Linked DNA regions of Mus musculus: all the other regions are linked to region 2. The links are chromatin loops, found by intact Hi-C in ENCODE. Cell type or tissue: left cerebral cortex. All regions are shown on one strand.

Region 1 (5,000 bases), 59 kb after region 2:
ACCCCCACACAGCTCACAAACGTCTGTCACTCTAGTTCCTGGGGAATCTGACTCCAGCTTCTGCAGTGCCCCTCTGCAGACACCAGGCATGCCTGTGGTATACAGACATACATGCAGGCAAAGCACCCATACACATAAAATTTAAAAACAATTCAAGAATAGTTTGTACCCCTGTCCCCCCAAAAGAAATTATACTTTACTTTTCACATTATTAAATATGAAGAAAATACTCATTAATTGTCTTAATTAAATATAATCACTTCAGAATGAAAAATCACTAAAGCACACTACCAATAAAGAATAAGTTTAAATTTGTCCCCAAATTCTCATCTTCCCTTTAATTTCCAAAATGGTCTTATAGTGCCAGAGAGATGGCTTATTGGGTAAAAGAGCTTGCTGCCAAGCCTGACTATCTGAGTTCAATCCTCGGTACATAAATGATGCGAAGAAAGAGCCAACTTCCACAAGTTGTCCTCTGACTTCCATAACTGCTCCACATACATACAAATAAATGTAATTATTTTCATTAAAAATGTGCCTTACAAATCAAAGGGTTCTAAAGAATATTAATATGCCCTTCCTATTCACAATCATACAATACAACAGGCAGAGGGACTGCAATCTTATCTTACAGAAGTTTTTTCATAAAAGGTACTCATAAAGCCATTATGCAATCTAAAAGATGAGTTCACAGCTCTAAAACTCTCCTCAGCTCTGCAGTCAACCTTTCTCCATCACTGTCTGAAGATCTGGGGAGAAATTACCCCATGAAAAATGTTCCACACAAAGCTGCAAGCAGCATACGAACTCAACGCCCTTAGAGCAGTGACTTCAGACTCCTGCTCAGTAAACTTCCCTGGTTAGTTATTTCTCTTTCTCTCTCTCTCTCTCTCTCTCTCTCTCTCTCTCTCTCTCTCTCTCTCTCTCCATATTCTTCAGTTGCTGAAAACAATTAGGCAGAAATCTGTCTGATTAATAAAAACCAAATGAACCATGTCTTTCTCTCCCCAACGGTGTACTCTTCAATGAGATGCCCTGGCCCTGGCCAGCGTCGTTAGCTCTAAAACAGCTCCTCCACCCACCCCAACTACCACATCCCACAGGCACATTGTAAATAAACACAATTCATTTACCCTTTAGCACAACATTAGTGAAACCAAGAGGTTTTCAGCACCCAAGGCTGCCAATTTTTCTATCCCACAAGAACAAAATCAAGTAAAAATGGGTCTCATCTTTTCAAAGTGGACATGAAAGTGGATTTTCAGGCGAAAGATGGAAACTGGATCCAAGACTCCTTGAAGAGAGAAAAAGGTTTCTGGAATTTCCTACTATTAGGGACAAAAGGACTCACAAATTCAATACACATTTCTCTTAACAAAGAACTCCTATGCTGCACCCCCATCTGGTCCCCCACTTCTCAGTCTTTTCCCCCTGTTTCTAGGTCCCCTTTCACTCACCATGGTTCCTTATCTTCTGCACCAAAGGCTCTCTACTTCAGATCCTTCACTACAGCGTTTGTGCCCTGCCCCTTCCAGACCTTCTGGGGCACTTCAGGGCAAAACATTCGTTTCCCACTCCTGTGCAGCCCACCCCAGTTCTATACCCACCAGGACTTCCCTAGCTTGCCTTAATCTCCTTTCTCTTTCCCCACTCCCCATTCCATCCTTTAATTCCCAGGGCCCATCTCCTCGGGTTGCCTTTCGGCCAATCTTTTGACTCCACTATCTTTACCTTGCTGAACCTCCTCGACAAGCAATTCTCCAGTTTCCCAGCTCACCATCATTCCTTCCACCCCGCTTCTAGCGTCCTTTCAGCGTTGTTTCTTTTTCTCCCAGAACTGTCCTATTAACGCCCAGCTCTCAGCTCGCTTCCCGTTAGCCCTTCCACTAACGTCCGATTCTTGATTCCACCTGGTTGTGATCCAGGTCTCCTGTCTCCCTCACTTTACAGAATTTACACCCCTCACCAGCTACTGACCCACACCTTGTCGATCCCACCCCAGCGGCTCCCAGCCCTTCAGCTCATCCCCAGCTCTGCACTAGTTCACACCCTTGTCACGTCTGGCTCTTAATCACTCTCCTCCACTCCCAACTACTACCCCGGCTCTGCTCCTTCCTTGTCTTCCACTTGCAACTCTTCTGGCCCTGGCCCAACACCTCCCACCTGCCAAGCCTTGCCTCTTCCAGACCCCTGCTCCTAGCCCTGACCCCGGATCCCTCTTCCCAGCCCCGGGCTTCCTAACCTCATCCCGGGGCCAGCCTGGGTTTCTTTCTCACTCCACTCTCCGGCTTCTAACCCTTTCTCTCCTAATCCTCTTCATCTCCTACTCAGCAAACCCTTCCGTCCCCGCCCCAGCCTGCCTTCCCCTCTCTCCCTTCAAACCTTTCACCTCACAACCCAGACGTCGCCCACCCCGCCAAAACGCAGCGTCCGCGCGCCGGGACTCGCGCCTTCGCTGTCGCCGCCCGCCGTCCCCGCCCCGGGCGCCCGGGGCCCGCCGGCGTCGCGGTCCCGCCCCCTGCCGCCGCTCCTCCCGCCCGCTAGGCGCACGCCGCCTTTGTCGCCCCTCACCGGGTGTGTGAGGGGATTTTTTTTTTTTTCCCTTTCCTTTAAAAGGGGAGGGCCGGCATGCCCGGGCCGCGTGTCCCCGCCTCCGAATATCTGCGCGAACTCCCAGCCACTGCGGCCCCTCACGCCCCCCGGGCCGCCCCCTCGGCCGCTCCGCCGGCCCTCCGCCCCCTTCCCAGCTCCCTCCCCTCTCTATTTACCGCCATCATCAGCACGCGCGAGCTGTCACCCGGGCGCAAGACGAGCAGGCGGACCACGCCCCTTATCGCCCATTGGCCCGCCTGTCAGAGCCCCGCCCCCAGGTCCCGCAATGCGCCAACGGCGCACCTTCCCGGCCGCGACCTGGGGCCCCGCGCCCTTTACGCAGGTTTGTGCCGTGGGCACCAAGTTTCGGGTCAGCGGCTGTGGCGGGCCGGTGTGAGAGGCTAAGACGCGGCGCGGCGCGGCGCGAGTCACCGGCAAAGTTTGGTTGAGGTACGGAAGAAGGTTTCTAGACAAAGAGGCTCTTAAAGGTACAGAGTCTACTGTCTGGCCCTCCTCCTTAAAGGGCCAGGCACTTTTCCGAGCGCCCCACCCCCACCCCTACGATCTGTAAAGGTAAAGGAATTTTGCATACCCTGCGGCTTACCTTCTGCACGTCTCGCTGCTCCAAAGAGGCCTTTCCCACTTCCGGGTATTTTTTTTTTTTTTTTGCGTTTTCTTTACGGTGTAGCAGCAGCCAGAGAACACACACATACACACAGTTACTCTTGGCGCCCTGACACACACACACACACACGTACGTGTGGACTTTTACCACGGATGACTCAGGCGGCATTCAGCTGTCTTATGAAATCCTCTTCGACGGGACGGAAAAAGGTTCATCGCTCCCCAAATGGGGACTGGGAAATAAATCAGACCTAGATGGCAGTAGCCCCAGGGACTTCCGAGAGGGATAAGGTCCATTTTGAAACAGAAAGACTCCCTTTGCAAGGTAGGCAAGCTTCCTGGGTACACTGGCCTGCCAGACCTTGCGGGGAAGGGTCCCTCCAAATAAGATATGTTACAACACCCAAGACAGCCTTAGGCGGCTGAAAACACTTTTGTTTTAAGAAAAACAATAAGAAATAAACGTGTATTATATGTTACAGTGGTTCAAGGATTTATGTCTGTAAATATGAAGGAAGCAAAAATTTGATTGTGGCACAGGAGGAGAACTCAAGTCCTGGGAGAGGACTGAGGCCCTGGGTTTAGTTCCTATGGTGGAGGGAACCCTGCAGTATAATTCAAGAAGTCTCCGGACTACAGATCCCTAATTAGAGCCACAACTTGGTGCCTCTCGTTGTTGTCCCATTTAACAGTTTTCTTTGGGAATTCTAAGTTGTGACTCCTTACAAAAGTGAATAAAAACCTTAAAAGGTGCCTTTCTCCTCTTGCCCAGCTCCCAGCTGCTTTCTTGGAGCAGGCAGTATCTTAGTGTTCTTTCCCTAACAAGGTGCTTTTCTGAGTGAGGAAGTTGTGCACTTCCAACAGCTAGAAGGAAAATCAACCCACCACCACATACTACATACTACATCTTTGGCTCTTGAAGTCTGTGCTGCCTGGAAAGTGCAAAGAATCTCAAGAGCCTTCCAGAGGGTCTCTGAGACCCAAAGTAGTATTAAAATAATATGGAAAATAAGCAGCCTTTGTTGTTTGACTGTCATTTGCACTGACAAGAAAAAAGACACATGGCTCAGTGGTTAAGAGCACTGACTGTTCTTCCAGAGGTCCTGAGTTCAAATCCCAGCAACCACATGGTGGCGCACAACCATCTGTAATGAGATGCAATGCCCTCTTCTGGTGTGTCTGAAGAGAATGACAGCACACTCACATAAAATAAATAAGTCTTAGAAAACAACACACAGGAGCAATAAGGGCAAAGCATGATGGCACAGTGGGTAAAGGTGCTGCCAATCAGTCTGCCTTCCACTTCCATCTCCTGGATACATATGCTTGCAAGATATCCTCCATCCTCTGTGAAACAAACGTGTGTGTGTGTGTGTGTGTGTGTGTGTGTATGTGTGTGTGTGTATGTATGTAGTTTAAGGGGGTGGGGGTGGGGGGCTAGATGGTTCAGCCTATGAATCACTTACCACCAAGCCTGAAAGCCTGACCATCTGGATTCGATTCTGGGACTACATGGGAACAAGAAATGATGCCCAGACATTGTCTTCTCACAGCAACATGCATGTGCCCAATCACACATGTACAAATAGAACGCAATTTATAAAAAAGTTTTAGAAAGAACAGTGAATACCCGTTGCCTTAGCACAGAAGCCTAATCAACTGTAGGAAAACCACAGACGCATCCAAGTGTTCTTTGATGGCACAATATAAACACATACATTTTAAGACATGTATGTTTTATGTGTGTGTGTGTAATGTCTCACTTGGATCCCAGGTTAAATTCT
Region 2 (5,000 bases):
AGGCAGCTATGAAGCAGAGAGAACACACAGACCTGAAAGCGATGCTGAGATCTAGTTTCATGGGAACAGGAGCCAAGCTATCTGGTGACTGTTCAAAGTGCTAAGGGGCCCCTATGTGGTGGCCATTTCCATGGGCCCCAGAATGAACAGAACGAATTGCGTTCTCTTCCCTTTTTTGAGCACATGTGCTGTTCTCTCCCAAGGCTCTACTTCTTTCTGACCTGGTATCTAAGCCTTACAGAGCTTTCTGGTCCTCCTGGTGTTCTACCCTGAGGTCTGGGTGCATGGGAACCTGTTTCAGCAGGAACGCTACTGTCTGGCCCTAGGGGAGGAGGAACTGGCCCAACTTCGACTCTTCTGTGCCCAGCGGAAGCAGAAATCCCTGGGACAGGGGGTGGCCCGTCTACTGCCTCCTAAGCTTGAAGGATACACCTGTAAGAAGGTAGGGAGTCTGCCTCCCTCCTCCATCCCTGAGCCTTCCCCTTCCTCTATCCTTTGCTCTCTTGCTTCTGAAGAAGGGTCTTGGGGGACTTTGGTGGAGAAGTGGTTTCAGGAGCAGTGATTTGGTAAATGTTAAAATGGAAGCCAGGTTTGGGGGGGTTGGTGGCCTTTCTTGGGGAGAGGGGCCTGCAAGCACATATGAGAACAGTCAGATTGGGGGTTGTGGTAGAAGAGCCATGAAAGGAGCTAAGAAGAGAAGCGTCAGATTCTGATCAGCTCAGTGTCGTGCCCCCCCCCCCCCCCCACCTGGCAGTGCAAGAAGCTACTGGATCCAGGGGAGTATGGAGTGTTCGCGGCCAGGGCTGGTGAGCAGAGCTGCTGGCACAGACCCTGCTTTGCTTGCCAGGCCTGTGGCCAGGGCCTCATAAACCTCATCTACTTCTACCACGAGGGGCACCTGTACTGTGGCCGTCATCATGCGGAGCTCTTACGACCTCGATGTCCAGCTTGTGACCAGGTAGAGTACCAAGAGGAGGCACTAGGGGAGTTCCCAGGAACACACAGGGACAAGGAACAGGCTGCAGGCTCATCAGAACTAGGAACCAGCCAGGGCCACCCCATTCCCTTTTGTTCTCTTGAGGTATGGGCCTGTGGGACCTGACCTGTTGCCTTTATTTATCTCTCTCTCTCTCTTCCCCAGTTCGAGCAGAGGTCCTTAAATTAGTTTGGACTCAGAACGTTTCTGGATCCTTGAGCAGGTGTTTATCTCATCACTATGTCAGATGATCAATGCTGTGCTTGCCCAATTCTAGAAGGATCTTAACATCAACATGAAAGGCCGTATTGAATCTTGGGATAGGAGTTAGGGAAGCTCTGGGGTCCAACTTCGGACTGGGCCACCTGCTACGTGGACGTTCCGGCCCAAAGCCAATCACCCTCTCTGAATCCAAAAGTCACAAAGTACTTCAAATCAGAACGCCTGTGGGCATAGCGTTAATGGGTATAAGGCGTGGTTATTGGATGAATGAAAGAATGGGTGAGTGAATGAATGAATGAATGAATGAATCGGTTTCCTTTCCCTCACCCAGCTGATCTTCTCCCAGCGCTGCACTGAAGCAGAGGGACAGCGCTGGCACGAGAACCACTTCTGCTGCCAGGACTGCGCAGGGCCCCTGGATGGGGGACGTTATGCCCTGCCGGGGGGTAGCCCATGCTGCCCCAGCTGCTTCTCAAAACGCTACAGAAGTGCGGGCTCTAGCTCAGTAGGAGTAGCGGAAGGACAAGCGTCTTTTGGTAAAGGAGGGGACGGTGCAGATCTTAAGGGGAGGGAGCGGCGGCTTGGGCTGAGCATAGAAGGGGGTAATTTCCCAGATCAGAACCCTTCGCCCCATGCCTACGCTGTCCTACCCGCTCCAGCAACACCCAGTCCTCCCACCGCAACCCCCAGACGCGAGCATTGGGGCCCGCAGCTCTCACCGCGCGTCCCTGGCCTGCGAGCTCCAAAGGCCTCTTGAACCCACCCGGCGGGGCTGCGGCGCCGGACTCGCTCCCAGGCGGGGGAGGCGGTCGCCCACTGGTGGACGGAGGCGGGGGGGCCCCTGGGGTAGACTGGCGGCAGCGGTGGCGCGCACGGCACAGCCTGGGGCGGGGCGGGAGGCTGCACGCAACCCTGGCCCGCCTCTTGCACAAGGACTTGGGGGCTCTGAGATGGGCATTTCTGATGGGTTTGGAACAGAGGAAGAAGGACCCGATCCAAGCGTCGGCTGGAACCGTGCCTCCTCGGATGACAAGATCACCTCCCGAGCTGCGCTTCTCTCTGCAGTTCCCACTCTCACCCTGGAAACCCTGAATGGGGCATCCAAACGGCAGGATAGAGACGGCCCACAGACACCCGGGAGTCCCATAGAGGACAGCCCCTGCCCCACCTGCTCCTCTTCCTCTGAGTCGGAACCCGAAGGCTTTTTCTTTGGCCAGCGCCTTCCAGAGCCCTGGAAGACCCCCGAAAACCTGCAAGCAGATGACAGAGACATCTCCAGGAAGCACTGCACCATTTGTTAGTGGCGCGGCCTGGAGATCAGGGTGGTGGGATTGGGGTGGGGTGGGGTGGGGGGACTTATGTAGCGAGATAACAAGGCTGTGCTGTGTAAAGACCGGACACAGAAGGCAGCCAGGCACGCGGGATAATCCCATTGGTACTGCACGCTCTCTGACCTGAAAGACACTTTCTTGGGAGCATCCCACTGCCCAGCGCCTACAGGGTGAGCTAACCCCTATCCGCAGAGGCTGGGCTAGCCTCACCGTCATCACCTTGCTTAAACTAACTGGGTTGTAGAGCAGCACTGGGAACCGACCCCCGTCCCTGGGAGGCGGGGCCGCGGGGCTCCGCCTCCGATCAGGCGTCCTGGCTCTACGAACTCCTGGAGGAGGTGGGGGCGGGCCTTCTCGCTCATTTCTTACGCTGATCGGCGGAAGTGCGGAGATCGGAAGTTGCGCAATCGGCTTGCGACGACCCGGTGCGACGCTCGGTTGGTACGTGCTTAGTGCTGGTATGGCTTCCAGCGGAGTGACGGTGAGCGCCGCCGGGTCGGCCAGCGAGGCCTCAGAGGTTCCAGACAACGTGGGAGACTGGCTCCGCGGTGTCTTCCGCTTCGCCACCGATCGAAACGACTTCCGGAGGTAACCAAGCCCGGGCCGTCTCTGGTCCTCATAAACTTAAACTTGTATTTCCTTACCTGGTGAGTCTGGCATGCATCCCCAGAGGTTTTATCGCTTTGAGAACCTTGTGGTCTCGTGGTGGCAAAAGACACCCTGTCACGTGGCTTTCAAGGAATGACGCTCCGGGCTACAGCGATAGTTCAGACGCCAAGCCTGAGGATTTGGGATCCATGGGACCCGCCGATCCATGAGACCCGCAGGGTACAAGAAGAGACCAACCCCTGCGGGTTGTACTGACCTCCACACGTGCGCTGTGTCGCGTGCACGCGCACGCACATACACAAATTAAAGAACGTCATATTTTTAAAGAAATCGCCCTAACCTAGAAGGCAGGGAAGGGGTGCCAACGCATAAGCAAATTTTAGCCCCCGCAGAGTACTAAGTTGGCCTTGGCTTGTGTTAGTAGATGCGAACGTAAAATTCTCATGTGCATATTAGGAGGACATACCCCTGTATCAGGTGTCAGTCAGCACCTCCAGAAGGTGGTGCTGAGAGGAAACTTGCCATAGTATGTCATTAGCTGCATGAGACTCTCGGACTGTAGGGTTAATGAAATGTATTCTTGACCCAGGAACTTGATCCTCAATTTGGGACTCTTTGCTGCGGGAGTCTGGCTGGCCAGGAACTTGAGTGACATTGATTTGATGGCCCCTCAGCCAGGGGTGTAGCCAGGTAAGACTTCACTTTCCCCTGCCTATTTCAGGAATCCTAAAAGATGAAGACAGCAGTATGTTCTGTCAGCTAGTCACAGAAGTAGGGAAGATTCTTGGGGTAAAGCCTTGCCCTTGTGTTTCTAGGTGAGAGCAGTTCTCCTGTGTTTCCCCGTTTCTGATGCTGTTATCTGCTTACAGAGAATGGAACTCCTGTGTATTCAGACTTTCCAAAGACAGCCTACTGTCTGTGACCACAAGATCCTACCTGAGTGGCAGCTGAAGTTGACTCCCTCTCCTTGCCTGAACCCCCCCCCACTGCCCCCCCATCCCCCAGTGTCGGCTGAGATGTTGCCTCTGCACGGTTCTGTGTGCAGTTCCCAACTTTCTGCAGAAGATGGTCCTTGCCCTTGTCCTGAAGAGTAGTAATGGTTCTTGAAAAAGATTTCAAATAAAGCCTGCACATAAAAGACAGGTATTTTATTCTTTTAATAAGAAACTTATTACAAAAACAAGGTGTAAAAAGTCCGCTTACAAAAATCAAATAAACATGACTTGTATTTCACACTCAAGAGACAGGCATGAGCCCCAAACATGATCTGCAGTGGAGATGAAATGGGAATGGGACCACCCACTTCCCAGGGATGCACACGTGCCGCAAAGCTGATTCTTGAGCAGTTCCTACTGCTGAGTCTTCCTGTAGGAAGAAGGTGGTGGTTGTCGTTTTAGTTTGCCAGGTGGGTTCTCCAGGGACCAGGGAGGCATTGTTGGGATAGAGTGAGACCTGGTGGCAGGAGTGGACAGTGATGTGTGGGTGGAGACAAACGTGTCAGGGAGCACAAGGAAGCAGCTTCCTTCACAAACAAAGGTGCTCCCTACCCTGAAATTCACACTGGTGCTGCTGTCTGGTGTTCTTCCAGGCACGCAGAAACCAGCACAGAAAGACTCCTGTACCAGGGAACCAGGTGGCGGTAGAGACGGGGTCTCCATAGTTTCATGTAGTCAATTGACTGGGTATTTTAAAACTTTTTTTATGCACCAGCCGCTTTGGAACTGGTTGTGGGTCACAGCATGCGTCGGAAAGGATTAGTGTGTCTGGGTCATAGCTGCATGACTGTTACAGATGTTACTTAAAAAAGGAAAAAGACAAAGCAGCTTTCCTGGACCTGCTGGCACATAGCTCATCCAGTCAGT
Region 3 (5,000 bases), 77 kb after region 2:
GCCAAGATGGCTCAGCGAGCAAGAGCACTGACTGCTCTTCTGAAGGTACTGAGTTCAAATCCCAGCAACCACAAGGTGGCTCACAATCACGCATAATGAGATTTGATGCCCTCTTCTGGTGTGTCTGAAGACAGTAACAGTGTACTTAATAAATAAATCTTTGGACCTGAGCAAGCACGGCCGACCGGAGCAGAGGTCCTAAATTCAATTCCCAACAACCACATGAAGACTCACAACCATCTGTATAGCTACAGTGTATCCAGAGACTATGGGCACTGGGCACTGGATTCCCTAGGACTAGAGTCAAAAACTGTGAGCTGCCATATGGGCTCTGGGAATGAAACCCTGGCTTCTAGAAAACCAGCCAGTGTTCTCAACTGCTGAGCTGCTTCAGCCCCAACACTATTCTTTAATGAAGTAAGTGCTTCCCGTTATTGTGTACAATTCTTGTTTCCTAAGAAAGGTTCTCAGTCTCTAGCCTAGGCTGGCCTTGAACCCAAGTTTAGTTCCCAGTACCCATATCAGCAGAAAGCTCATAACTACCTGTGACTCTAGCTCCAGAGGATCTGATACCTCTAGCCTCCATAAGCACCCACACTTGTGTGCATATAGCCACACACAGGGGCACAAGTGCTTGTACACACACACATTTGAAAATAAAAACAAATCTTTAAACAAATAGATCAAACTGCAAACTGACCACCATAATATAAGATGGACCAAGAACGAATGAGGCCACAAACACATCCTGCCTCAGTCAGGACCGCTACCCTTGACAGAAAAGCAAGCAGATCCATTAACGTAAATACTCTAAGCCATGCTCCTCCCATCTGCTCTCAGCCATCTACTGACCTTGGCTGCCCAGGGTAGAGGCAGCTGTGTGGTAAGTCTCACAGTCCACACAAAATGTCCCTTGTTTCTCTGCTCCAAGCATCTCCAGTTTCTTGGTGAGGAGCTCCACTGTCTGCTGGAGACTCTTGCCCTCAGCCACAGGCATCTGGGACACACTGAGAAACACAACGCCAAGTCAGCAGGGTCCAGAGACACAGAGCTTCTGGCTAAGCCACTCAATTCCCCAACAGGTAACGGATCAGCAGGGCTAGGAGTTACTTAGACATCTCTGATCCCCACCCATCAGTCCCCAAGAGTTCCTGGAACTCACTTGGTAGACCAGGCTGGCCTGGAATTCACAGAAACTTGCCTGACTCTGCCTCCCAAATGTTGGAATCAAAGGCATCAGCCCTCAGATGGATTGCCTGACTCTTCCAAAGGCCCCAGGAAAGGCCCTGTCCTGTATCAACTTACTGCAAACAGGGAAACTGAACTCTAAATGACTCTGCTGTGATCTGTCTTCATTGCTCACAGGCATTCTTTACAGTAGGGTAGAAGTATGAGATGAGGCTCCTAGTGTCAACTGTGGCAAGAGCCTTCCTTTCACAGGGCAGACCTGTGGCCCCTGGCCTCCAAGCTTCTTTAACTGGAAAGAAGCACACCACTACCAAGACTTTTAAGTGCTGAGGCCGAGTACTTTAAAATTAATACCCAGAAAAGCACGGTGCCCAAACCTTACCAACTGCCTTTTTATCAAGTGAGACTTCAAACATGTTTAAGATAAAAGTCAATCAAAACTGTCTGAAGCCCAGGCGATGGTGGCTCGCGTCCGTTTCATCCGTGCGCTTGAGAGGCAGAGAGAGGCAGGTGGATCTCTGTGAATTCGAGTCCAGCCTGTTCTACAGAGTGAGTTCCGGGCCTCCCAAGCCTACACAGTGAGACACCCAGCTCGAAAAATTGTCTCTGCCTGGTACTCCGAACTCCAAACTCCCAACCGCTCCTTTCCTCCTACCTCTGTCACTAGCCCCAACACCTTAAAATGGCCAATTCAAAGTCTGTAACTGCAAGCAAAATAGAAAAGTCACTTTCTCCTCGCGCCACTCTTATCCCTTTCTGCGAACAACTCCTAATCTAGAAACCCTATTTCTAACCTTTGGGTGCTAGTAGCGACACTACAAGGCCTCAAGGACAGGAAGAGGTACCAAGAAAAAGGTACAACTCCTGGCGGGTCCTAGGGATGCGCTGCTCCCTTTGCCAAAGGGGTGTGTCTGGGAAGAGAGAAGTCCCACGCAGTGTCCCCCATCCACACAACCGGAAGACATCTTGGTCAGCCCCCCGAGGAACCGAGAACCTCGGTCAAAATCCCTTTCCCCGGGCCATCACAGGCCCACAGACACCTTCACGACCCTATATGCTCCGTCACCACAGAAGCCCTTCAAGTCCTACCACGTCACTCCCATAGCGAAGGATCAAAAGGTGGCGCCTCCAAACCCTCGAACTCAGAGACTCCAGACCTTCACGCGAACGGCGGCCCCCTAAACACAGGAAGCAGTCGTTGATCGACCGCCGGAAATGCGCAAATACTGAGCGCCGCGGCGACACGCCCACAGGGAGCGCCATCTCTGGTACCCAGTGGTGACATTTCTAGAACGTCATCGACTCGGCTCCGCCCCCAAGGCGTCCAACGGGTTGACAGGACGCCCTAGGCTACTTTCATGAATTCTGGAAAAGGGTGACTTGGACATCCACCTTTCTAATGAGATTACCTGAGAATTTGGGGGCTCCTGCTATAGGTCCCGAAGCTCTTCCTGAGAGTAATAGATGAGGAACTTCCGGCCTCCTAACGCTGGGGGGCACTGTGATCTCTCAGTGGCCTCTTGGCGATCGGAACACACAGCGCAAGCGCAGTATCGGCTTTTTAGCCGGCTTCACACGTGTGAACCTGGTGGGCAATTTTTTCGGCCAAAATGCCCAAATTCAAGGTGACACGTGGGGCCAGCAATCGGGAGAAGCATGCACCTCTGGCCGAGCAGATCCTGGCTGGGAACGCAGTGCGCGCGGGGACCCGAGAAAAACGGCGGGGGCGTGAGGTCGAAGAGGAGGAAGAGTATGTGGGACCCCGGCTAAGCAGACGGATTTTGCAGCAAGCCAGACAACAGCAGGAGGAGCTCGAAACTGACCATGGGGCTGGTGATCGGTCAGCACCACCGCGAGAGCGCGCCACGCGGCTGGGTGAGTGACAAGGGGTGGAGTCGTGAGTTGGGCCGGTCTGACACCCCATCAGAATACTTTACCGGCGTGTTCCTCCACTTCCACTCCTGAATTCCAGAATTCAGAGTTAAGCCAACGAAAAGTGATCTCTCACACCAGTTCTAGCATTATTTTATTTTAGGTTTTTTTCGAGACAGGGTTTCTCTGTATAGCCCTGGCTGTCCTGGAACTCACTTTGTAGACCAGGCTGGCCTCGAACTCATAAAGCTGCCTGCCTCTGCCTCCCAAGTAAAGGCGGGTACCACCACCACCTGGTGGTCTAGCATTTATTTATTTATCCTCTGGGCGTTTGAAGTATTTGTGGACTGCCTGCATAATGTTTTGAGCTGTGTTAAGTTTTTAGGCAGTTTTGATACAGAAATAAGATATTCGTTCCTCCTGATAACACCGGAAGTCTAGCTCAAGGCACCCATTAAATAGAGTTACATATTCCAAGCAGGAGTGGCGAGGCTCACCTGTAATCCCAGCACTCGAGAAGCAAGGCAGAAGACCTTCTTGGCTATATAGTAAATTTCAGATTAACGAGCCCTGTCTCTCAAGAGAGAGGAAAAAAGTGATGATATTTCTATTTAAACAAAAAAGCAGATGAACATTAATTCTACATGGTGGGTATCCCAGATTTCATGTCCTTCGAATAAGACCTGAAAAGCAAGTGGGGACTGTCCCTGTCCCAGCGACAGGGGAGGGGAAACAGTATTGTTTACGGGCTAAAAGGGGGAAGAGGGGTGGGTACTGCCACCTGTCTCACTGGGGAGGAATTGTTGTTCACCTCCCAGTTGCTTAATCTTCCATTCTTATTTCTCCTAAAAAGCAATATTGACACATTTGAACATGGTTTTGGGCCTACAGCAGCTTTTTCTGTTTCTTTTAGTTTTTTTTAAAGTAAGGGCTCATGGAGCCTGGGATGGCATCTAATGCTGTAGGGGAGGCTGACCTTGAACTCCTGATCTTGCCTCTGTTTTCCATGTGGTGGCATGATAGGTGGGTGACACCACACCTGCCCTTAAAATAACTTTTTTTTTTTAACTCTGAGACTGAGTCTCGTTAAGTTGTTCAGGCTGGACTTGAACTTGCTGGGTGACCAAGACAAGGTTTGACGGTCCTTCTGTGGTGTCGTCAGGGAATTTCACTTTGAGGCCATTTGTTTGACAGCTACTTCCAGTTTTTTCTCCCTCAGAGTTCGTCCAAGAAAGCTCACATCTTTATATCCAGTGGTCTACCTGACATCTCCAAGTTGAATACTAGTATCTAACTCTAGTAAGATTGCGTCCAAGCAGGGCAGTGGTGGCGCACGCCTTTAATCCCAGCACTTACAAGGCAGAGGCAGGTGGATTTCTGAGTTCAAGGACAGCCTGGTCTACAAAGTGAGTTCCAGGACAGCCAAGGCTACCTAGAGAAGCCCTGTCTCGGAGAAGGAAAAAAAAAAATAAAAGAAGAAGATTGCATCTAAAACAGAAGTTGTGACTTCCTTCCCAAACTTGCTCTCTGTTTGCTACTTGGAGGTTGTTAGCACATTAGCTCCACTGCTCCAGTCAGAGTCCAGGCTTCCTCTTTCTCACTTCAAAGTAAATCCTGGTGATGTTGTCTTTAGAGTATTTCAGAGCCAGACCACTTTCCATTCACCTGAGACACTCCCTGATTAAGCTACCAGGGTCTCTCCCCTGGATCACTGTGGAAACATCGTGCTTTGAATTCTGTGACCTCTGTGGTCCATTCAGCAGCTAGAGATTGATGGCGTCCTGTCTGGTCTGTCTCTGTTTCAGGTCTGACCACAAGCTAGGGACAGGATAAGATAATGCTCACAGCTGGTGAGGTCCATGCTTTGAGAGAGCATGAGCCCTGACTTCCACTCACAGCAGCTTGTAGTTTCTGAGCTACAGTGTAGAAGACAGATCTCT
Region 4 (5,000 bases), 180 kb after region 2:
ATATACATATACATATATATACACATATGAATATATACACACACACACATACATACATATATGTTTTTTTAAAGAAAGAAAATGTATACAGTATATGCTCATGAGGAACACCCAAAAGGACTCCCAGCAGTTTTGTCTGAGGAAACTTTCTGAGGACCACCCAGAGGTACCAAAGTCAAGTTCAGTGGTTATACTAAGTCTGAGCCGACTCAAAAAAAGACTATCTCTCCAGAGATCCAGAGATCTGAGAGGCAGATTTGGTTGGTCTTGTGGACTAAGTCAATCAAAGAAAAGACAGATGCTGGCCCTAGGACCAGCAGGTACCAGCTGACTGGGAAGAAGGGAGGACTTAGGGACTGTACTAAGTGTCTGCTCTTGCTTGGTCATCTAGTATATCTGAAGGCCCGTGACCCCCAAGACCCTTCCCACTGTGGTTCGTGGGTCTGTACGGGACATGTCTTAGGAGGAGGGGAGAACAGAGAGGAAATAAGAGGCAGCCTTCTGAGCCACTGAGTGCAAAGAGCCTTCCCTTCCTAAGGTCCCCAAGACATCTTGGTGTGGTTCTCTTGCTAAAGATCCAACCCCTCCCAGGGTCTCATTCAAATTGGGCTCCAATCACAGCAAGCTCTGAAAATGAGCTCAGGAAAGATTCTGTGACAGCAGACAGAAATCTTCAAGGGACAGGCGGATGGGACCTACAGGTGCCCTCTCCTCCCCTAGCAGGGCCCCCCTCCTCCAGCTGGAGCTTAAGTTGATGCTCAAGGCCTGCATGTGTCTTGAGGCCCCGGCCCTGACTTCCTTTCCCAGAACTCAAGAGAGCCCAGGGGAGGGGCAGGGAGGAGCAGCCTGGAGAGAAGGGAGCAGAGATCCGGAGGAGGGTGGGCTGGAGCAGAAAATGCTGGGGCCAGAATCGGGAGGTTCTGGGATTGCCCCAACTTCAAGGACTCTGTCCAACCTTCTCCCCAAAGGCCAAAACTTTCAGGTCTATTTTTACTCTAGAGGAAAAAGGGCTGTGAGGCCAGAGCTCGGGCTGGGTGGTAGAGCATTTGCTGAGCACACACCAAGCCCTGGGATCCATCTGCAGCACCATTTAAACTAGGTCTGGTAGCGCATGCCTTGTAACCTTAGCCCTTGGGAGGGAGAGGGAGGAGGATCAGAAATTCAAGGTCATCCTTGACTGCGGAAGAAGCGTAAGGCTAGCCTGGGCTACGTGAAACCATGTCTTAAACAAAACAAAACCCATGCTGAAGAGAAGTAGCACACATACTTCTAATCTTAGTACCAGGGAGTCGGAGGCAGGCACTATGAGTTCAAGACCAGCCTGGTCTAAAAAAGGGAGTTTCAGGTCAGTCAGAATTGCATAGTAAGGTCTTGTATCAAAAAATAAAAAGTGTGTGTGTTTATATGTGTGTGTGTGAGAGAGAGAGAGATGGAGTCATAGGCGAGATGATGAAGAAAGAAACCAAAACTGGTTTGGGATTAACCCCCATGCCCACCCTAAGGAGTAGAGGCTGGAAAATGACTTCTGCTGTCAAGAAGACAGTAACTATCACTCATCAGAAGCCATGGCCTGCCTGGCCCAGGGCAGGACTTCGTATTATCTCTTAAGTCGAATGCAGGTTAGACTCTTTACCCAGCCATATCCTATGCCTCGTTTCCTCACCTGCAAAGGCAGAATAATGCCTGTCTTGCCTGGGATGTAGCTGAGTGACAGAGTACTTGCCAATATGTACAAAGGCCTAGGTTTGAGCCTCAGCATACACACAGACACACACAGACACACAGACACACAGACACACAGACACACACAGACACACACACACACACACACACACACACACACACACACACGCAAGCGTGTGTGCTTGCTTCATTGGGCTGTGAGGCCATTAAGATGCTCCTTAGCATATAGTAAACATTTAGCTGGTACTAGCCACCATGAGGGAAGGGTCACAGGTGAGGAAACAGACACCAGAAAGGAACCTAGCAAGAACCAAGCCAGGCAGCTTATCCATAGGGACTGCTCTCTGGCCCGACCACCATAGAATGAAAATGGATGGTGAATCCCCATTTGATGCCAAACAGCCCTATCAGTCTGCCAGCTGAGCTGTGTGAAACTTAGCAAGAAGCTTAACTTCTCTGTGCAGCGGCTTCTTGGCCTGTCTCCTATGTCCCTTGAGCTGACGGTGGTTAGGAAAGAATGAATTATTAAGTCTTTGGAAATACTAGCCAGACTCTGTTCCAGGGCTGTTCACTGTGGCCATCTTGCTCACTGTGGGCCGAGTCTGCTGTGTCCTGTAGCCCACTGACCGTAAGGCCTTCTTAGTTCTCTGTCTCTGTCTCTGAAACAAGCTCTTGCCCAGTAGTCCTGGCAGGCCTGAGCTTGCCATGGAGGCCAGGCTGGCTTCAAATTCCCAGAGATCCACCTGCCTCTGCCTTCCTAGTGCTGAGACTAAAGGCCTGCGCCATCAAGCCAAGCAAGCAATAGCCCTTAACGGGTCTGACCGGCTGCAATAAGATCTGGCCCGGATACAGGAAGAACCAGCCCCACCTTCAAAGAGGCATGGCTAAGTCTCTGCTTTCTAACCTCAGGAGAGGCTGCTGGGGAATTTTACCCAACAAGGGAGAACTAATTCTTTCAGAAAGGTGTGGCTTCCGAGGCCCTTAACAGGCAACAATGTAAGTGTTAGACCCTTTGAAAGGTAGGAAGGGTCATTCCAGAGTAGCTTCCCTGAAAATGTGCTGGCGCCTGCTGACACTTGGGTCCCTCGGAGGCAAGGACGACGGAAGGTCAGGAAGAGTTGTGGGAGGGCCCCTGCCTGCGCAAAGGAGCACCTTCTCCCAGCGCTGCACACTTGGGCCAGAGCACATTTTATGGAGATTCTGCCTGGTCCGGTCAGAACAGCTCTCTGTGTAAACAGCTGGGAATGGGGTGGGGACAGAGGTCCCAGGAAACCAGCTGGCGCCTGAAGGACCAGGTGGGGTTCTTCACCCAATCCGGGGGCCCCTGAAGTGACACTCTGGGCTATAGCTCCATCTGGTGGACCAAGTGTGAATACCATGGGCCGGGGCCAGCGGCAGGCCGAGTGATGACGCAAGGGGGCCTCGGTGAGTCACCCAATTTCTAGGCGGAAAGGGGTGGAGTCTTCGCGTTGACACTCTGGCAGAGGCCCTAGGTGCATGCGCTCTAGACTCCTGTAGCTAGGACTCACGTCATTAGGCTGGGATCACACAGCTATTTGTTAGAAAGTTCTTACATTTTTGCCAAGTGGGCGTGGTACTTTCCATGCCTGTAATCCCAGCTCCCAGAAAGAAAAGGCTGGGGTTGCTACAAGTTCAAGGACGGCCAGGTCTGTTTACAATAGTACGGGGGTTGGGGGGAGGCTATATGGCAAGGCTCAAGCAATAATAATAATAATAATAATAATAATTCAAAACGCATAACCAAACAAAAAAAATCCATCTACTCAAGAAAAACGTATGGGTCTGGAAAGCCAGAGAACCAGCTAAAAGCTTGTCCTGCTCTTGCAGATGACCCAAGTTCAGTCCCCACACTGTGTGGCTCACTTCAGGCCCTTGCATTTATGCACACAGACACACAGAGACACATAGTTACAAATAAAATAAACATTTTTGTTTCGTCCTAATGCATCCCAGAACTACCTTAAACATCTAAACGCTTCTTGTATCTCCTTCAATTTCTGGAGTCTAACTTCACTTTTTGATGCTGCCTTGCTTGAAAGCTTTACAGCCTAGGCCCCTTCCAACTTCCAATGATCCTCCTGCCTCAGCTTCCTGAGTGCTGGGACCACAAGCATTCACTACTACTTCCAATACCACTGCATTTATTTATTTTCCTACTTAGCTCTCTTTTGTTTTTGTTTTGGTTTGGTTTGGTTTTGGTTTTTCGAGACAGGGTTTCTCTGTGTAGCCTTGGCTGTCTTAGAACTCACTTTGTAGACCAGGCTGGCCTCGAACTCAGAAATCCACCTGTCTCTGCCTCCCAAGTGCTGGGATTAAAGGCGTGCGCCACCACGCCCGGCTGTTGTTTTGTTTTTTAAAGATTTACTTATTTATTATATGTAAGCACTCTGTAGCTGACTTCAGACACTCCAGAACAGGGTGTCAGATCTCATTACGGATGGTTGTGAGCCACCATGTGGTTGCTGGGATTTGAACTCAGAACCTTTGGAAGAGCAGTCAGTGCTCTTACCCGCTGAGCCATCTCGCCAGCCCTCTCCTTTGCTTTTAAATTAAAACTATTACTTATACGCCCGGCAGTGGTGGCGCACGCCTTTAATCCCAGCACTTGGGACATATTTACTTGCAAAGACTCCCTCTGTGTTCTACCCCAAGCCCTCCCCCTCTCCACACATCACACCGTACCATCCGTATTATATTTTTGTTTTAAAATTGTATGTGTATTGGTGTTTTGTCTCTACCTGGGTCTGTGCACCGTGTGTGTGTGTGTGTGTGTGTGTGTGTGTGCGTGCGTGCGTGCCTGTGCGTGTGTGCGTGCCTGTGCGTGTGTGTATGTGTGTGTGTGTATGTGTGTGTGTGTATGTGTGTGTGTGTGTATGTGTGTGTGTGTATGTGTGTGTGTGTGTGTATGTGTGTGTGTGTGTGCGCGCGTGTGCGTGTGTGCGTGTGCGTGCGTGTGTGTGTGCGTGTGTGTGTGTGTGCGTGCGTGTGTGTGCGTGTGTGTGTCTGGTGCCCAGGAAGGTCAGAAGGAGCAGAGTTACATAGACTTCCTCCTGGTGGGCAGGAAGATAGGGTGAGGGGATGTAGCTAGGTAATACTGGTGGTGAATTCCAAATTCCCAAGATGAAAGGTCTCTTCTTCACTCTCAGGACCTGAGACAAAAGCCTGGCAGCTTAAAACAAAAGTTTTATTGAGTTTCTTCTCCCACTCCCGGACCCCCTGCTGATGGACTTCAAGCCTGGAAGGTTTACAGGCCAATCAACCATCCTATCTTTTTTCAAATTGACCAACCCTAAATT
Region 5 (5,000 bases), 180 kb after region 2:
GGCTGGGCCCATTCAGCCACATCCAATTGGGATTTCAGGGGATCCAGTTGGCAGCTTGTCTTTCCCAGAACTGCTTCTGTCTATTCCTACTTCCTTATGCTGGGAACTGAGTGGTATAAGCAGGAGCTATTTCCCAGTTACCAGTATAGCCCAGTGCCCAACAACATTATTGCAATTCAGTTTGTCTCAAGGGGAAATAGTACCCCCAAGACAACCCCCCCCCCATCTAATACTGAAGTCAACAACCATCCTCTGGAAGCCACCCCAAACATCTCCTTCCCAGACAGAGTCTAGCCTTCAGCCGTGGCAGAGTAACTCAGCAGCATATTCTCTGAAACAATACCAAGCACACAGTAGGTGCTCACCCAGTGCAAAGGAATGCTGCTTCCTTGCAACATCAGCCCACTTCTTCAGTGACTACACCCCACCCCCCACCCTGGTCTACATTTAAAAGGATGAAGAAAGCTGAGACCCAGGACACATCAGATATCCACTCAAGATCTTCAGGAAAGTTCTCTTCTTTAGCCTCCCTCCTTGGGGTCTGCTCTACAACCACCAAGGCTGATATTTGCCGCTAAACCCCTTGGACTTGCACATGAGCCTGGAGGGAGGCTGTACCGAGGACCTACACACGTTTTGGTGGCTTGGAGACTTCTGGGGACTTCTCTGACCTTTGAGGAGCTAACTCTGGTCAATATATCATACTCAGTGGGAAAGTAAGCTACTTTTGGGGCCAAAACTGAGGTGAGAGGGAACCACTGAACCCACCCACCTGCTATTTCCACTTCTAGATCTCCAGCCTGGACATCTTAGTAACATCCTAGGTAAAGCTGGCAATGCGGACATCACGTGTATTCTGGCTTCTGCTGCCCCCAAGCCTACCTCTTGGCAGATGAACTCACCGAGCTTAGAAGGTGGCCTCTCATTCTCTCTCTCGCTGCAGGACATCTGTTTTTGGGCAGTACGAGTGATCACAACCCCGCCGGCCACAGACAGACCAGGGGCGTGCACTCCGTTTCCTGGGCACCCAAACAAAGCGAGTGTCCACCCCCACAGGCGCGCGGTGTTTACAAAGTCCGCGCTGCACCGCAGAACTCGAGCTGGAAGCTGAGCAGGAAGTGGGGACGAGGGGGCGGGTGAGACAAAGGCGCTGGGTGCTGAGCTCTGCCTGGGTCTGGTCTCTGACACCCAGCGAAGCAGGCACGAGAAAGGTCATCCAGCTCTGAACCCTACTCTATTCATCGGGTCTACAGACCTTGGGCCGGGGCGGGGTTGCTCCGTCAGGCTTAGGGGTACACATTGCAGAGGGATGCCTTCTGAGTATCTGCAATTCCTGGCGAACGCTGCCCAGGAAGTAAACAGTAGACCTGAGTTCTTAACTCTTACCACAAACCCAGGTACCCGCGACACCTGTTATCTCACCCGTTATTTCACCTGGGCCCCCAGTTATCACGTGGGGGAGACTGAGGCACGGTGAGGTTAGGTAACTGTGACCAGAGTTTGAAGGCTAACAAGCCTTAGGATTCAAACCCAGCGACAGCATCTGGCCAGGCATAACCACCCCTGCCCCTGTCCCCTAGATTAGGATGGATAAGGAGAGGCAGTCTCTCTTGAAGAATTTCCAGACCGTAGAGGCTGATGGGTAACATGGGCACACAGTTCTGGGGGTGAGAGAGACAGGCTTCTACGCTCACTAAGTAAACACTAGAGGCAACAGTGCAGGAGAATCACCCAAGGAGCTTGGTGGTAAGACAAAAGCCAGCACCCAGGTATAGGCTGTTGCCTAACTTGCAAGAAAACCCCGGGTTCCCCTAGCACTACTTACATTGAGTAAGACGGTGAATTATTGTAGCCCCGGATCTCTGGAGAAGGAATGGGTAGGATAATCAGGGTAGGGTGTTTGTCTTTGTTATTGGTCTGTTGCCTGAAGACACCACTCACGACCAAGGCAACTCTTGTAAAAAGAAGCATTTAATTGGGTCTGCTTGCAGTTTTAGAGGTTTATCAGTCATGGTGGGGAGCATGGCTGTGTAAATGGCGCTGGGACAATAGCTGAGGACCCTATGCTATATCCTGGTGTGCAGGCTGACAGAGGCTCACACTCAGAGACAGAGAGGCAGGGATTGAGAGAGAGACAGACAGACAGACAGACACTGGGCCAGGTGTAAGCTTTTGAAACCTCTAAGCCCACCTCCAGTGACACCTCTCCTCTAACAAATTGCCCAACTCTGGTGACTTAGCATTCAAATATTTGAGCCTAGGGGGTCCATTCTTATTCAAACCACCATGACATTCAAGGGGCAAAGTTGCTCCAGTTAAGAGTACTCTTCTCTTCCAGAGATTCAGTTCCCATCATCTACCTGGCAGTTGTGACACTCAATATGAGTGCTCAAATTTGGGTCATCTCCAAGAGCAGTATGTGTTTGTTCTTTTTTTTTTTTTTAAGATTTTATTTATTTTATGTATATGAGTACACTGTAGCTGTCTTTTAGACACACTAGAAGAGGGCATCCAAACTCATTGCAGATGGTTGTGAGCCACCATGTGGTTGCTGGGAATTGAACTCAGGACCTCAGGACCCCAGGAAGAAGAGTCAGTGCTCTGATTGACCACTGAGCCATCTCTCCAGCCCAGTATGTGTTCTTAACTACTGAGCCACCTCTCTGCCCCAAAGTGTATTTTTAAAAGAGATTTATTTGTTTCAATTATATGAATACACACACTGTAGCTGTCTTTAGACACACCAGAAGAGGGCATTGGATCCCATTACCGATAATTGTAAGCCACCATGTGGCTGCTGGGAATAGAACTCAGAACCTCTGGAAGAGCAAGCAGAACCAAAGTGTTTTTTTGTTTTTAAATATTTATTTATTGCATACATGTGGGTATATTGGTCTTGTCTTCAGACACACCAGAAGAGGGCGCCAGATTTCTTTTTCTTTTTTTAAAATATTTATTTATTTATTATATACACTGTAGCTGTCTTCAGACACACCAGAAGAGGGCATCAGATCTCATTACGGATGGTTGTGAGCCACCATGTGGTTGCTGGGATTTGAACTCAGGACCTTTGGAAGAGCAGTCGGCGCTCCTAACCGCTGAGCCATCTCACCAGCCCCTCTTTTTCTTTTTCTTTTTCTTTTTCTTTTTTTTTTTTTTTACAGGGTTTTCTCTTTGTAGCCCTGGCTGTCCTGGAACTCACTCTGTAGACCAGGCTGGCCTCGAACTCAGAACTCCACCTGCCTCTGCCTCCCAAGTGCTGGGATTAAAGTCGTGCACCACCAAGGCCCTGCGAAGGCGCCAGTTCTCATTGTAGATGGTTGTGAGCCATCACGTGGTTGCTGGGAATTGAACTAAAGACCTCTGGAAGAGCAATCAGTGCTCTTAACCGCTGAGCCATCTCTCCAGACCCAAATTGTATTCTTAGTGTATTTCTGAGAACTTACTTCATACAAATGGCTTTGTTTTTGTTTTTATTTTTATTCTTTTCTTTTCAGGGAAAGGGTCTCCTTATGTAGTCCTAAACTGGCCTTTAATTCATTGCATAGCCCACGCTAGCCTGGAACTCTAGATCCTCTGGTCTCAGCTCCAAAGTGCTAGGATTACAGACGGCAGGCTCCTGGACAAAATATGTTTCTTTTAACTCAGTGCATCTCACAGTGCGTCTTCCAGATCAATTGCTACAGCTACTGACTTAAGTGTCCAAGAAAGCTTGGGTCACACAACGCCACGTGAGCTTGGGCTATCCCGAGCTCCCTCCACCCCCACCCCAGACTCACACGTGTTCGTAGAGCTTTTCTATAAGGCGGGGCACCCGCGGCCCCGCCCTTCTCCACCTCCCACCCCGCAACTACAAGTCCCATCGTGCCCCGCGCTCACGCACACTACGCAAGAGCAAGATGGCTGACACGGCGGCCGGGCCTGGTGGCTCCGGAACGGTAAGGGTGGAGAGGCGCGGCGTGAAGCCGAAAGAGTTTGGGTCTTCTGGATCTCTCCCACGGTTTGGGCCACGGTCTCGAACCGAGAAGCCCAGGCCCGCTCTGAGACCCGGGGCTGGAGAGTATCTCTGGCCGTAGGCGGTCCCCGCTGCTTGGCTTTTGGCAGCGGCCTCCTGAATTGCTGCATCTGAGACTTGATTGGCTTGTTCCTTGTTGAGGTGGGAACCCGGAACTCCTTCTGATTGGTCTGAAGAGGCTGTTTTTATCCTCTTACTGGCCGGCCGAAGTTGGAACTTCGTAAAATATTTACTTGCTCTGCCTTTCTCTGCGGTGATGCCTAGCTCTCCTCTGCATCCTGTGGTGGTAGCTGGTTTAATTTTCCTGGTTACTGAAATGGTGTGATGGGACAAGAAGATAGTAGATTTATTCGCTCAGTACCATCATTCGTGTATATATTCTTCCTTTGCTTTTCCCTCTCTCTTCCTGCCTCCTCTCGCGCCTGCCTCTGCCTCCCGGGTGCTGGGAATAAAGGCGTGCCCACCACAGACCCGCTCCTGTAACTTTGCTCCAGAAAGAAGTGAATGGGGCTGGAGAGATGGTTTAGTGGTTAAGACGGACTTGCTGGTCTTTCAGAGGACCTGAGTTTGGTGGAGTGGCTCACAATCACCTGTAACTCCTGCTTCACGGAATCCGGGCCAGCGCGGCACCTGCACTCGCAGGAACACACACACGCGCGCAAAACACACACATCTAGTGGTTCAAAGTCTCACTCTGGGCTTCTGATTTCCAGAGACCGGGAAGTAAGCAATCCACTAACCCTGCTGATAACTACCATCTGGCCCGGAGGAGGACCCTGCAAGTGGTTGTGAGCTCCTTGCTGACAGAGGCGGGATTTGAGAGTGCCGAGAAAGCGTCTGTGGAGACACTGACAGAGATGCTGCAGAGCTGTGAGTACCAAGAAACACTAGGCCCGCTGTTTCCTTTACAGACCCCCCCCCAGCTCCGTGAACTCCATCCCAGATTCTCTCTCCCCTTCTCTTGGAAGACTGTTAGAGACTCAGC
Region 6 (5,000 bases), 330 kb after region 2:
ACAAACCAAATCTAAAACAGCATGACACGGAACATTTTGGGATGGGAGACAGTCTAGGATGCCCCAGATCATCATCATCTCATCATCATCACCATCATCACCATCATCACCATTATCATCATCTTAATTTAAGGAATGCACCTCTAAAGGACAGGTCTACAAAACATCTTTATTCATTTGTTACATGTGGTGTTTAAATAGAATGTTGCTTTCCAGCTTCAAACTTTTTTTTTTCTTTTTCTTTTTTAAAACCCCTGGAAAATAAGACGTTTGATTCACCTTAACAAAAAACTGACCTAGGAAGAAACATTTTTTAGCAAAATGTTATTATAAAATTCACTAGAAAATACTGTCCTCTTCTCTTTTCTTTTTTCTTTTTTTTTTTTTGCCAAAATGTTACATAAAATCCTTATTAAAAATACACGCATTAAAAATACATGAGAAGACTCCACACAGCACTTGCCGGTGCAGAGGGAGGGAGCCGCATTCCGGAAACGTACAGTTAAGCACATTAGAAACGACGATGCTAACTTAGAATAGTGCAAATCTGAGTCACATCCTGATCTGAAGGCATGCAGTCACTGGCCGAGAACACGGCCGAACCAAAGCACAGCAGGAAGCAGGCACAGCCACTATGTAAAAACGTTTTCCTTTTTATTACATTAATTTTTTTCAAAAATACTTTTCTTTACAATAGAACTCCTAGAAAATATTTACAACCTTCCTCTAATAAAATATAACAGCAGTTAAATATATTTGAAAATAAGATGGGTTTTTTTTTCCATAAAATATATCTGTTAACTTTTTATATACAGGCTTTCTCAAAGGAAATCTAAATCCATTACTGAAAAACCATCGCATCAGTGGGAGCCGTGTGAAGACATTAACCATTAGGAAGAAAAGTTCTTTGGGGCCTGGGAGGAGGGGCAGCTGAAACACAACACGCACATGCAGGTAAAATCATTTCAGGAAAAAAAAAAAGTGCAATATTTTAATCGGAAGTCAATTAAACTTTAAGCTGATAGGAAATACAAACACAGGTATCTGAACTGTCTCATTAAGGAGGAGTTCTTTGGTTATTTCAAGTCAAAATATTCCTTATGCTATTCTGCATGACAAATCAAAATGAACTGTGCCTTGGATATCGGCGGTGGCAGGTCAGCTCGTTTCTAAGGTTTCAAACTGGGCAAATCCCCAAGCGGGAGGACACCAGCTTCCTTCCTCAAGTTCTCTGGGCATTTGCTCTTTTCTGTAGCTAAGCAGACGCCACGACAGACAGGGCCTTGGGGTCTGCTGAGGAGAGGCCGCTGGAATGGTTTTAAAGGAAGCGCATGCAAGATGCCCAGGGAGTTCTTAAAGCAACGCTGCTGAGATCACACACAGGCTACTACGACAAGCCTCTGAAACAACAGCGAGGAAAATATACCCCCACCCCACCTAGGAAGGACCTCAAGAGAGTTCTAAAAACAGTGATGGACAGGAATAGAATCTTGGTAAAGAGTCTTCTGTTTGTGGCTTTCCTGAGACTCAGAAGCCACTGCCTGAGTGGGGGCTGTGGTGGGCCACGGTGCCCTGGCCCCGAGTATGTGCCAAATGGTTTTGTAGAATCCAATGTGAAGGGTGTCCAACCCTACTCCTCCACTAGGATGCTCGCTAATGCCACGCTGATCACGGGCCAGCACAGAGCCCAGTATGATAGCTACGCTTACACAGAGCTGGGGAGCTAGTCTACTCAAGGAGGGTTAAGACCTGAAGACACCTGGAGGCCACAGGCCATGATCACAGAAGGGAGGCTGACAGGCGCCCCACTGTGCCAGGGGCAGTGGTCCAGTCTGACTGTGCACTAGCAGTGGGAGGGGGTCAGCCTAACTGACAGGGAAAGCCTAGGCAATGACCGTTTTGTGGGATTGCAGGTTTATTGCCTTCAAGTACAAATGGCGCCCCCTGCTGTCGGGGACAGAGCAAAGCCATGTAGCTTAGAGAAGTCTGGAATCGCTTTGGTAAGTGACTTGGAACAAATACATTCATTGTTTGAATGCGAGCACTGTAGCAAACTTGAGTCTGGACACATTTGTGTTGGCTTTCAAAGCACTTTCCATCTGTATGTGTTAAGAAAAACCCTATCTCTCTGTAGCTAACATCTAGGCAAAGCTCAGACCAGCACACACGTTAGAGCAAGTCAGAGTGAAAGAGGTTTCACAGTACGTTCAAGTGGTGCAAAATAAGTTCAGAACTCCACTGGCCACGGACCATGTTTAAAACAGAAGGGGGGAGGGGGAGGGGGAGAGGGAGAGGGAGAGGGAGAGGGAGAGGGAGAGGGAGAGGGAGAGAGAGAGAGAGAGAGAGAGAGAGAGAGAGAGAGAAATTCTTCTGATTTGAGAGAAAGAACTCTTGCAGGTCAGAACAGAATAAAATAATTCTTCGTGAGAAAACATGGCCTAAAGTCCCAGAATGAATGGGATAACCTGCTACCTACCTATACACACACACACACACACACACACACACACACACACACACACACAGAGCAAGAAGTTTGGACATAAAGGCAACCAGGGTGGCTGACATCTGAAAGCAACACGAAGGAGAAGGCTTACCCCAAAGGATGCAGCCTCGTGAGAACATAGCCCAGATGAGACACCTCTTAAAGATAGTTGTGCCAATTTTTTTTATTCCCCCCAACCCCCAACAAAAACAATGTAAAAGAAGGTAAAAGAGAAAGAACTGGATTTTTCCCCTCCCTTAACCTGAAGAAAAGGACCGCTTTTTAAACAGGTAGTTTAAAAGGGTTTCCAAAGGAGCAGGAAGTCCAGGTTCTACGGGTGACAGAGGTGGAGGCCGTGGCTTCTGTGTCTCTAGGTGATGAACGGGAGGGTTTAGAGTTCTGTATCACCCTGAAGCAAAACCGAATCTTGGTCGTCCAAGAGAAGATCCGTGCCTACCACCTCGGCCTCGTCCATGACGCCTAACTGCTGGACCACATCGTCATCCAGGATGTCCACGTCCTTGACTGGCTTCATCAGACTCAGTTGGTCCAGGGGCAGCAGCTCGGGCGCCCCCACCGGCCCCGTAGTCCTCTCGATGGTGGCTGCCATTTCTGCTGCGAAGGCTGCCTTCTGAGCCTTCTGCCTCTGCTGCTCCTCTTGCTGCCGGTGGGTTTTCATGTGCGCATTCCGGCTTTTGATCTTAAAGAAGACCCTGAAAAGGAGGGAGAGAACAGCCTGTGAAACCTCTGGGCCGACCTTGGTTCCTAGAGATACAGATGCCCTTTTCCCACACGCTCCTGCATGTGCTTCGGGACTGTGGCATACAGGTCTGGTCTGGGGTGGCTTCTTCCTGCTGTGACCAGTCATCTCTCTAAGCACTATGAGGAAGAGGAATGGGGACAGGAAAACTCAGATGGTGTGTCCTGTTTCCTTCCTGTGCTAATGGAGACCGCAAAGGGTGTCCAGTCTGTCCACTGTCCAGCAGGTGCTCCTGCCTCTCTTTTGGCCTCCTTCCACCCCCACCACTGGGATAAAAGGATGCCAGAGTCTCTAGATCAAGGGTCCAGCCTGTTTATTATTCTAGGCACTGGCATACAACTGTGTGTTTGGGATGTGACAGGAAAGTGAGGCGGCGAGGCAGAGAGCAAGGTCTGCACATGCCACAGGACTACTACCTAGGCCATTTTCAGGAAAGTCAGCCCAGATATAAGCCTGTGTTTATGGAGAAAGAAAAGCATAGATACAATTTAGTCACTCTCCCAAGCTAACCGACCAATCAGACAACCAATCAACCCACCCACCCAGCCTGAGTTCTCCAGGTTGACAGGGCTTCTATCTGGACATGTGGAAACGAACAGGATCTGAGCAGCTGACAGAGGCAATCTGTGGAACTGGTTCAATGTTGTTCCTATCTGGAAAACCTCAGGAAATGTTTCTAGTTTTCATAAAGTCTTACTTGGACTTCAATAGGAAATGATCTGGAGAGGGGCAGGCGAGGGCTGGGAAAGGGTCTGAGAGAAAGCCTGACCACAGGGGCTGGAGAGATGGCTCAGTGGTTAAGAGCACTGACTGTTCTTCTGAAGGTCCTGAGTTCAAATCCCAGCACCCAGATGGTGGCTCACAACCACCTGTAATGAGATCTGACTCCCTCTTCTGGAGTGTCTGAAGACAGCTACAGTTACTTACATAAAAATAATAAATAAATCTAAAAAAAAAAAAAAAAAAAAAAAAGAAAGCCTGACTACCTTCAGTTCTCCCCCGTCTCTCTGGACCCACATAAGGATGGAGGGAGAGAACTGACTCTACAGAGCTGCCCCCTGGCCTCCCACGTATCTCCTGGCATGTGAGTGGGCACACACTAAGAACAAATAAAATCAAAAAGAAAGAAAAGATCCCAAGAAACATAAAGACAAGACAAGAAAAACGCTCACTGTGTGCTTTTGAAGGACAATTGGGAACATGAAATATCAGGTAAGCGCTCTCTTGCCCACACTGATCAGATTCTACACATCTGTATAGACAGTGAGACTTCCTGCAGACAGGACCCAAGTCTGAGCATGCGGCTCACTGCTTTACACCCACTTTTAACACATGGCTGAACATAAAAGACAGGCTCTCTTGTAGCTCAGGTTAGCCCTCAACTCCATATAGCCAAGGGAAGACTCTGGGTCCTCCTGCTTCCATTCCATTCCATTCCATTCCATTCCATTCCATTCCATTCCATTCCATCCATCCATCTATCCATCCATCCATCCATCCATCCACCTGTTGGGGGTTGTTCTGGTATTCAAATGCTAAATACTGTCCCCCAAGATCTGGTTGCAGTCCAGAGAGCATATTCTCCTGTTGTGTAAACTTTGCTTGCTAATATTTTCTGACTGGCTAAATAAAAGTGGCCGACAGACAATTACTGGCAAGTGGTATAGAAAAGACGTATTCAGTTACCAGGTTAGGGGTTGCAGGTAGTGACCACGAGGTAGACAGAGAAGGAGAGAGAGGACGGAGAGAGAAGGA

Evidence for each region. A loop is a pair of places that touch in the nucleus more often than their neighbours do. Peaks named below come from ENCODE experiments on the same cell type or tissue, not always from the same donor. Only the 100,000 strongest peaks of a DNase experiment are listed, where the experiment ranks them.
Region 1: a loop joins it to region 2, with 5 times the contacts of the local background. A loop is called at or near these places in 23 of 42 quality-filtered maps.
Region 3: it touches region 2 in a loop (3-fold over the local background); 19 of 42 quality-filtered maps call a loop at or near these places.
Region 4: a loop joins it to region 2, with 3 times the contacts of the local background. A loop is called at or near these places in 21 of 42 quality-filtered maps.
Region 5: it touches region 2 in a loop (6-fold over the local background); 21 of 42 quality-filtered maps call a loop at or near these places.
Region 6: a loop joins it to region 2, with 2.1 times the contacts of the local background. A loop is called at or near these places in 8 of 42 quality-filtered maps.

Annotation. Positions count from the first base shown.
Region 1 is chr17:47,627,373-47,632,372 of GRCm38, reverse strand. All of the region lies in intron 3 of Gm20517 (predicted gene 20517), which reads right to left. It overlaps Usp49 (ubiquitin specific peptidase 49), which reads right to left and starts at 1,683. Exons shown (of 7, transcript NM_198421.2): 1 at 1,458-1,683. In left cerebral cortex, a CTCF peak has its summit at 2,603; DNase peaks (open chromatin) are centred at 2,197, 2,831 and 3,360; H3K4me3 peaks cover 2,269 bases; H3K27ac peaks cover 1,633 bases.
Region 2 is chr17:47,686,016-47,691,015 of GRCm38, reverse strand. It overlaps Gm20517 (predicted gene 20517), which reads right to left. Exons shown (of 9, transcript NR_157366.1): 9 at 4,277-5,000. Usp49 (ubiquitin specific peptidase 49) reads right to left here. Exons shown (of 7, transcript NM_198421.2): 7 at 4,277-5,000. Tomm6 (translocase of outer mitochondrial membrane 6) reads left to right here and starts at 2,630. Exons shown (of 3, transcript NM_025365.3): 1 at 2,630-3,117; 2 at 3,728-3,828; 3 at 4,008-4,371. The coding sequence starts at 2,990. The coding sequence ends at 3,824. Prickle4 (prickle planar cell polarity protein 4) reads left to right here. Exons shown (of 7, transcript NM_001290337.1): 4 at 305-442; 5 at 755-958; 6 at 1,530-1,734; 7 at 2,177-2,542. The coding sequence ends at 2,499. It also overlaps Tomm6os and a transcript of Frs3 not described here. In left cerebral cortex, CTCF peaks have their summits at 930 and 2,001 (motif pointing left); DNase peaks (open chromatin) are centred at 1,708, 2,057 and 2,886; H3K4me3 peaks cover 3,062 bases; H3K27ac peaks cover 2,356 bases.
Region 3 is chr17:47,608,970-47,613,969 of GRCm38, reverse strand. Bysl (bystin-like) reads left to right here and starts at 2,478. Exons shown (of 7, transcript NM_016859.3): 1 at 2,478-3,063. The coding sequence starts at 2,799. Gm20517 (predicted gene 20517) reads right to left here and starts at 2,385. Exons shown (of 9, transcript NR_157366.1): 1 at 2,278-2,385; 2 at 853-1,007. It overlaps Med20 (mediator complex subunit 20), which reads right to left and starts at 2,385. Exons shown (of 4, transcript NM_020048.4): 1 at 2,278-2,385; 2 at 853-1,007. The coding sequence starts at 2,291. In left cerebral cortex, CTCF peaks have their summits at 2,472 and 2,675; DNase peaks (open chromatin) are centred at 2,435 and 2,684; H3K4me3 peaks cover 2,428 bases; H3K27ac peaks cover 1,239 bases.
Region 4 is chr17:47,509,387-47,514,386 of GRCm38, reverse strand. It overlaps a transcript of Ccnd3 not described here. Among named protein-coding and RNA genes, the nearest start is that of Taf8, 9.6 kb to the right of the region's middle. In left cerebral cortex, a CTCF peak has its summit at 3,040 (motif pointing left); DNase peaks (open chromatin) are centred at 2,610 and 3,101; H3K4me3 peaks cover 616 bases; H3K27ac peaks cover 1,529 bases.
Region 5 is chr17:47,501,169-47,506,168 of GRCm38, reverse strand. It overlaps Taf8 (TATA-box binding protein associated factor 8), which reads left to right and starts at 3,878. Exons shown (of 9, transcript NM_022015.4): 1 at 3,878-3,938; 2 at 4,729-4,885. The coding sequence starts at 3,900. It also overlaps a transcript of Ccnd3 not described here. In left cerebral cortex, CTCF peaks have their summits at 2,929 (motif pointing right) and 3,983; DNase peaks (open chromatin) are centred at 1,080, 3,917 and 4,109; H3K4me3 peaks cover 2,486 bases; H3K27ac peaks cover 2,238 bases.
Region 6 is chr17:47,357,108-47,362,107 of GRCm38, reverse strand. It overlaps Trerf1 (transcriptional regulating factor 1), which reads right to left. Exons shown (of 17, transcript NM_172622.3): 17 at 1-3,198. The coding sequence ends at 2,877. Among named protein-coding and RNA genes, the nearest start is that of Mrps10, 9.3 kb to the left of the region's middle. In left cerebral cortex, a CTCF peak has its summit at 1,946 (motif pointing left); DNase peaks (open chromatin) are centred at 536, 1,337 and 1,903.